2 separate regions of the Homo sapiens genome follow, and region 1 is linked to region 2. A link is a loop called in an ENCODE intact Hi-C map of the cell type or tissue named here. Cell type or tissue: PC-3. All regions are shown on one strand. Links, peaks and the distances in the headings refer to the core of each region. The heading gives the core; the rest is flanking DNA. Region 1 overlaps PLCE1 (phospholipase C epsilon 1). Region 2 overlaps PLCE1 (phospholipase C epsilon 1).

The links. Peaks named below come from ENCODE experiments on the same cell type or tissue, not always from the same donor. Only the 100,000 strongest peaks of a DNase experiment are listed, where the experiment ranks them.
Region 1: a loop joins it to region 2, with 12 times the contacts of the local background. A loop is called at or near these places in 1 of 110 quality-filtered maps.

The regions. Positions count from the first base shown.
Region 1 is chr10:94,103,001-94,105,809 of GRCh38, reverse strand. The region is part of intron 2 of PLCE1 (phospholipase C epsilon 1); the gene reads right to left. It overlaps PLCE1-AS2 (PLCE1 antisense RNA 2), which reads left to right. Exons shown (of 8, transcript NR_120616.1): 3 at 1,353-1,472. Among named protein-coding and RNA genes, the nearest start is that of PLCE1-AS2, 4.4 kb to the left of the region's middle. In PC-3, for the core only: no CTCF peak of the experiment used is centred there; no DNase peak of the experiment used is centred there; H3K27ac peaks cover 2,208 bases.
Region 2 is chr10:94,051,037-94,053,845 of GRCh38, reverse strand. The region is part of intron 2 of PLCE1 (phospholipase C epsilon 1); the gene reads right to left. Among named protein-coding and RNA genes, the nearest start is that of PLCE1-AS2, 56 kb to the left of the region's middle. In PC-3, for the core only: no CTCF peak of the experiment used is centred there; no DNase peak of the experiment used is centred there.

The DNA.
Region 1 (2,809 bases), core at 74-2,573, 52 kb before region 2:
ACAGAAGGGAGGAAGCGAGCAAAATGGGAAAAGATTAATGCCAGATGATAAAGGGCCTTGACTACCAAGCTAAGAAATGGAGATTAATTTCTTTAGTAGGAAATGAGGAGCCTTTCATTCATTCAACACATATTTATTGAGTGCTTTCAGTGTGCCAACATCATTCTAAATGATTGGGATACATGAGTGGGAGTGAGTGAAGTGGACAATGGCAGCATTTTAGAAAAGGATTAAGGTAATCAACACTACTTTTTGAGAACAATGGGTCTGTGCCTTAAAAGTGTTTTGTGTGTGTGTGTGTGTTTAGGGGAGATGATCAGGACGATGGGGAGGCGCTATCAGTCAATGTATTGTTTGGGTGAGTGGTGATAAGTGCCTAATACACAAAGCGAGTACAGGCCTGAAGCCTGAAGAGATATCTCTGGTCTGAGATAACTGACAGGTGATCCCTGGTGTCTGGGTGTTGACTGAGACTGGAGGGGTCAGGTGGGGAGCTGTGGTGGGCAGGAACACCAGCTTTTCAGAGTTTACCTCAACACTGTCCAACTCAGTTGGCCTAGAGTCAGGCAACCTGGTTTTAAGCCCATGTTCACCACCTTTGATTGGAGGAACCCAGGCAAACTGCACTTCTCTGGGCCTCAGAATCCTTCTATAAAATGAAAGGGTCTCCTCTGATTATTTCCAAGGCCCTCCATCAGCTCAAACATGCTATCATTTTCATGGCATCACAAAGAGGCGAATGAATGGGGCTTCCTTCCTCATTTCCAACTGATTATATTCCAGACTCAAAAGAGAAACGAATAAATAAAACATAGGATTCAGATGTGCAGGATAATATATGAGAAGACTGTTTACATTTGCTTCCTTTTTGAGAAAGCGCATGTTGAATTTTAAGCCAAATGTATGTGTCAAGGTTTGAAAATAGGTTACTCAGATAATTTCATTCCATATGTGCAGCTGCTGTTCTAAAGTATAAACCACACTCGTCTAGTAAAACCATCATCTGTTCTATAAGGAATATGAACATTCATCTGGCCCTTATTTTTAGAGTGAGAGGTCAAATGCACAAGAGGTGAACTGTACTTGAGTCCACCGTGCCAGATGCAGATGGGGGACTGAAGGCCAAATATAAATCGTAATATCTGAATTTGTGGGTATTTCAATTAGATGGCTTAGAAGATCAAAAGAAATAAATCCTGGAATATCAAAGTGGCAAACAGAAGCCGCAAAAGGCCATCATTCATTTGGTTCATTCATTCAACAAATCACTCTCACAAAATCAATCATCAAAATAAACAGGCTCTGACTCATTTCCCATTGCTTATTGTAGTTAGGTTTCTTTTTCTCCCCAGGGTCATGGGATACATGAACTTCAGGCTTAATCTCTGTGTGAGAAAAACAGCATGAAGATAATCAACTCTATGTCAGAAGAAATTGGCAACACTACTAACCACGAGTAATGCACACCGAAGGCAAGCTACCTGAGCCCTGATCCCCCACCTGCCACTCTAGCGATGTGATTTTGGGCCAGTTAATTAGCTCCTTTCTGCCTCACTTTCCCCTTCATAGGGTTGTGAAGAGGACGTTACTATTTGTACACTGTTTTGAGCAGTGCCTGCTGTACAGTAAGGACCATATATGTGTTTATAAAATAAATCTTAGTTGCTATAGGCAACACCACGCAGCTGAGAGTGGCCGCACATTGACTCTCTTAAAGAACACTTCCTCTCTTGCTCATCCTACTCAGCTCATAAAAGTTCCAGGGAAAATCATACATTGGACAAGACAAGGATCAGCTGTTCTTCATTTTTACTTAGGAAGGCTAAGAGGAATTTACACTGAAAAACCTCCTGCAAGGATGGCTGAAATCAAAATGACATTTCTCTTTAAAAAGGAGATAGTTTGTTGGTAGACCCGAAATGAGAATGTCCTGGCCTGGTGCCTACTAGCCTTGAAGTCTGTAATTTCAAATGACTTTGCTTGAGTTATTCGAACCCATTTTATTCTTAGCTGTTTTGGTGTGTGAGTTGCACTGTGTGTGCATGTGCATGCACACACACCGTGTGGGTAAGGATAGAAGGAGGCAAGATGCTTGAGTTTGCTTCATTTTAGCTCAACACTTAGAATTGCCTACAGCAAATTTCTTTCTTCCTTTTTTTTATTATACTTTAAGTTCTGGGGTACATGTGCAGAACATGCAGTTTTCTTACATAGGTACACACGTGCCATGGTGGTTTGTACAGCAAATTTCTTGAGCCTCAATTACTGAAACTGAAACATAGCACTGATGTTAATCTAAAAGAAGAGAAGGATCTTGACAAATGGTCTTTTGCGTGCTTTTTTTCTGGATCAAGAACTATTATTCAAAGTGGCTGGGATAATCTGTTTTTACAATGATTGCTCTCTTGAAGGCCAGAGGGCTGCTGCCACTCCCCTGGCTTAGATGCTTTCTCAGGGTGTCTGGTAGCATCAGTAATTAACAGCACAAACACTGGAGTCAGGCCCAAGGTTCAAGCCCTAGCTTTGCCATTTATCTTGTAAAAATAAGCCTCAGTTTGCCTATCTGTAAAATGGTGATAATGACAGTAACAGTATCTGTCTTATCAGGTGGTTGTGAGGAATAAGTGGAAGACTCAGAAACTCAGCATGACACCTGACAGTCAGCGCCTAATAAACAGTAGATTCATAGTAACAGCTGTTCTTGTCCCCAGGTGCCCCAGTGAAATTTTTGGTATATCTATCTTTAGATTGTGATGGGCAGTTTATTAGTTAGTTTTTATATTGGCTTTTAAAATCTCCAGCAAGAACT
Region 2 (2,809 bases), core at 4-2,503:
TGTTTTCCAAATCTGTTCTACTTTTCAACTTCATTCAGCGACTGGAAGGCTGGCTCTCACTATTGTGACTAGCATCTTGGCAGCTCCAATTCCTGGTTGAAATGCGAAATCCCAAACCCTAGTCCTGGCCCTTATTCAACTGCTGCGAGGATATTTCTGAGGCAGAGACCTCACTCTGGAGCAAGCTGGATCCCAGCCCTCCACCTATAACTTCCCAGTGCATTCAATAAGCCTTTCTTGAGGACCTGCTAAGTGCAAGGCCTTCTGAGTCTACTGGTGCATGCAAAGGCTAATCTAGAAGAGCTGCTCCCTCCGGCCAGCAGGCTTACAATCTAGGAGGGGCAACCGACTATAAATGACCACATAGCAAAGTAAAAATGTCATGCGTGCTAACAAATAAAGACTGTGGCAATGTGCAAAATATTTGCTCAGACATAAAGAGCACATTCCTGTACTAAAGATCTTCACAATTCATTCTTACGATTAGTAGTCACAGAGATCATAATGACAATAGCAGCAGCTAAAATCTATTGAACAATTTCTATGTGCCATGTTGCTTTTTCAGATACCGAATCCTCATGACTCTCTAGATTAGGTGTTATTTTCATGATTCTCATTATAGAGGTGAGAAAAACTGAGGCTTAGGGAGATTAAGTAAATTGCTGAAGGCTCCACTGCTAGTTAACGGTGGAGCCGGGACTCCTTCCAGAGCCCAGCTCTTAACTGCTCACTAGGCTGCCTGTATAACACATTCCACTCTTATGAAAACTCAAAGAAATGAAGGGCATTCCAAAAGTTTTCTCTTCAAAAAGCGTTATTTGGGACAGTACGCTTCAGGTTCAGTGGGAGGATTTAAAAGCATATCCAAGGCAATTAATCAGAAATGGCAAGTGGCTTATTCCACTCCAGATTTTTTCAATTTGCAAGCACCAAATAAACATTTTGTCATGGAGTCAGAGGATAATGAAATAAAAATGAAACCATGGGGAAATAATATGAAGCACACCTTAAGACTATATATTTTTTGAGTCTTCAAAAGTAATTGCTCTTTATATGTAAAGGGAACTACCGGTTAACTAGAAATGAGATATGATGCTCACTACCTTTATTCCCAAAGCCATAATTAATTTTTCAGTCCAAATAGGAAAAGACACTTTGGACTTTCCTCATTCCTTTTTTCTAGCTTAAAAAAGAAAAAAAGAAAAAGAAAGAAAGAAAAGAAGGAGGGGGAAAAAGAGTTCCCTTTTTGCTTAAGGAAATAAAATACAATATGTTTAAATTTGCAATGTGGAGTCTAGATATGTTTTTACCAGCATAATTTCAACTTTCTCCAGAAACATCTGCAAAAGAAATTACCAATAAAAATGTTCCACAGCAAATTTTACAGTCAGGCAATACAGAGTAACAGATTTATCTACTGCGAGGACACCTCTACTGTCTTCCCCAGCCTCTCCTGCCTCATGTCCCTCACTCTAAGAAGGAGAAGTAGGGAGGAGGGACTCACACTTACCTTTTCTCAAAGATTTGTTTATTATCTCTTTGTGAGTTGGTATTTAGGGGGAAGGAGGAATTAGAAAAGTAGCAATTAGAGTGCTCCTTTAAAGGTTATTAGTAATACTTCTTGTCAAATGCAACTGAATTGAACTTTGAAAACATTGCTTTTTGGTTTGGTTACAAGCCTCTAGGTTTCCATGTGGGCATTCTCCCCTCCAATCCTTATTCAATCAATCATTAGTCAAATAAGTTATGTACTGAGAACTTGTTTTGTGCAAAGCACTATTCTGGATAAAAAGGATTACAAAATTAAATAAGAAATTCATGCCCCGAAGGAGCTGAAAACCTAGACAGAATTCACAGGAAAGTGTGAAACCAGAACCAATGAACTGTTTGTTCACTTGGTGGGAGAAATTGGAGAAGAGGTCACTTTAAAAGTTTTATACACCGATTTTTCTTTACAAGGAGAGTGTATTACTTTTATAATTTTAAGTTTAAAGCCAAGTTAGGTAAGATTAAACAAATACAAATGAAGGCAGCCAAGTAGTGAGTCACATGATCACAAGTAGGTATGTAGATGTGTGCTTGTCACTGTTCAATTTTAATCACGTTGATGAGAATACTGATGTTTAGCAGGTTTAGAAACTGTGGACTGTATTCAGTTCCAGCGCATTTCAATTCTGAATCCAGGCCTATTTTACTAACAGCCACTTTAAGTTTCAATCTTAGCAGTAATTTTACAATGCCCATTGGCCTCCAACATTGCCAAGTGTTTGACCACATAATCAGAAATTTCCGGCTAGTTTTGGGATGCATATACTTATCTACAAAATTATTTGAATGACGTATCCTTTGGATGGGCATGACTTCTTTTTTAGATGGATCAGTTTCTTTTACAATGAGCTTCGATGATGAAGCAGATGTTTAATCATCTAACTAGACCAGAGCAGCTGGCAAAATCTTCATGCACGGTTCTTACACATGAAAAACTGCAAATCTCTTCTGCAATTTCCATTTCTTCTAAGTAACTCTGAAAGTCTTTTTTTTTTTTTTTTTTTTTTTTTTGAGTTGGAGTCTCGCTCTATCACCCAGGCTGGTAACTCTGAAAGTCTTATTTGTTTGGCTTGAATTTTGCTTTTATCTTAACATTTTCTAATTCAGTGTATTCAGATATCTTGTCCCATTGGTAAGAAAATGATGCACTTCAAACCACTACTAAGTCACATGGCTTTTTGGTACCCCAAAATCCTTAATCTGAAAAAGTAGTTGAGGAGATCTTTTCAAGTTTCCATTGCCTAGTGATCTGACAGCTTCA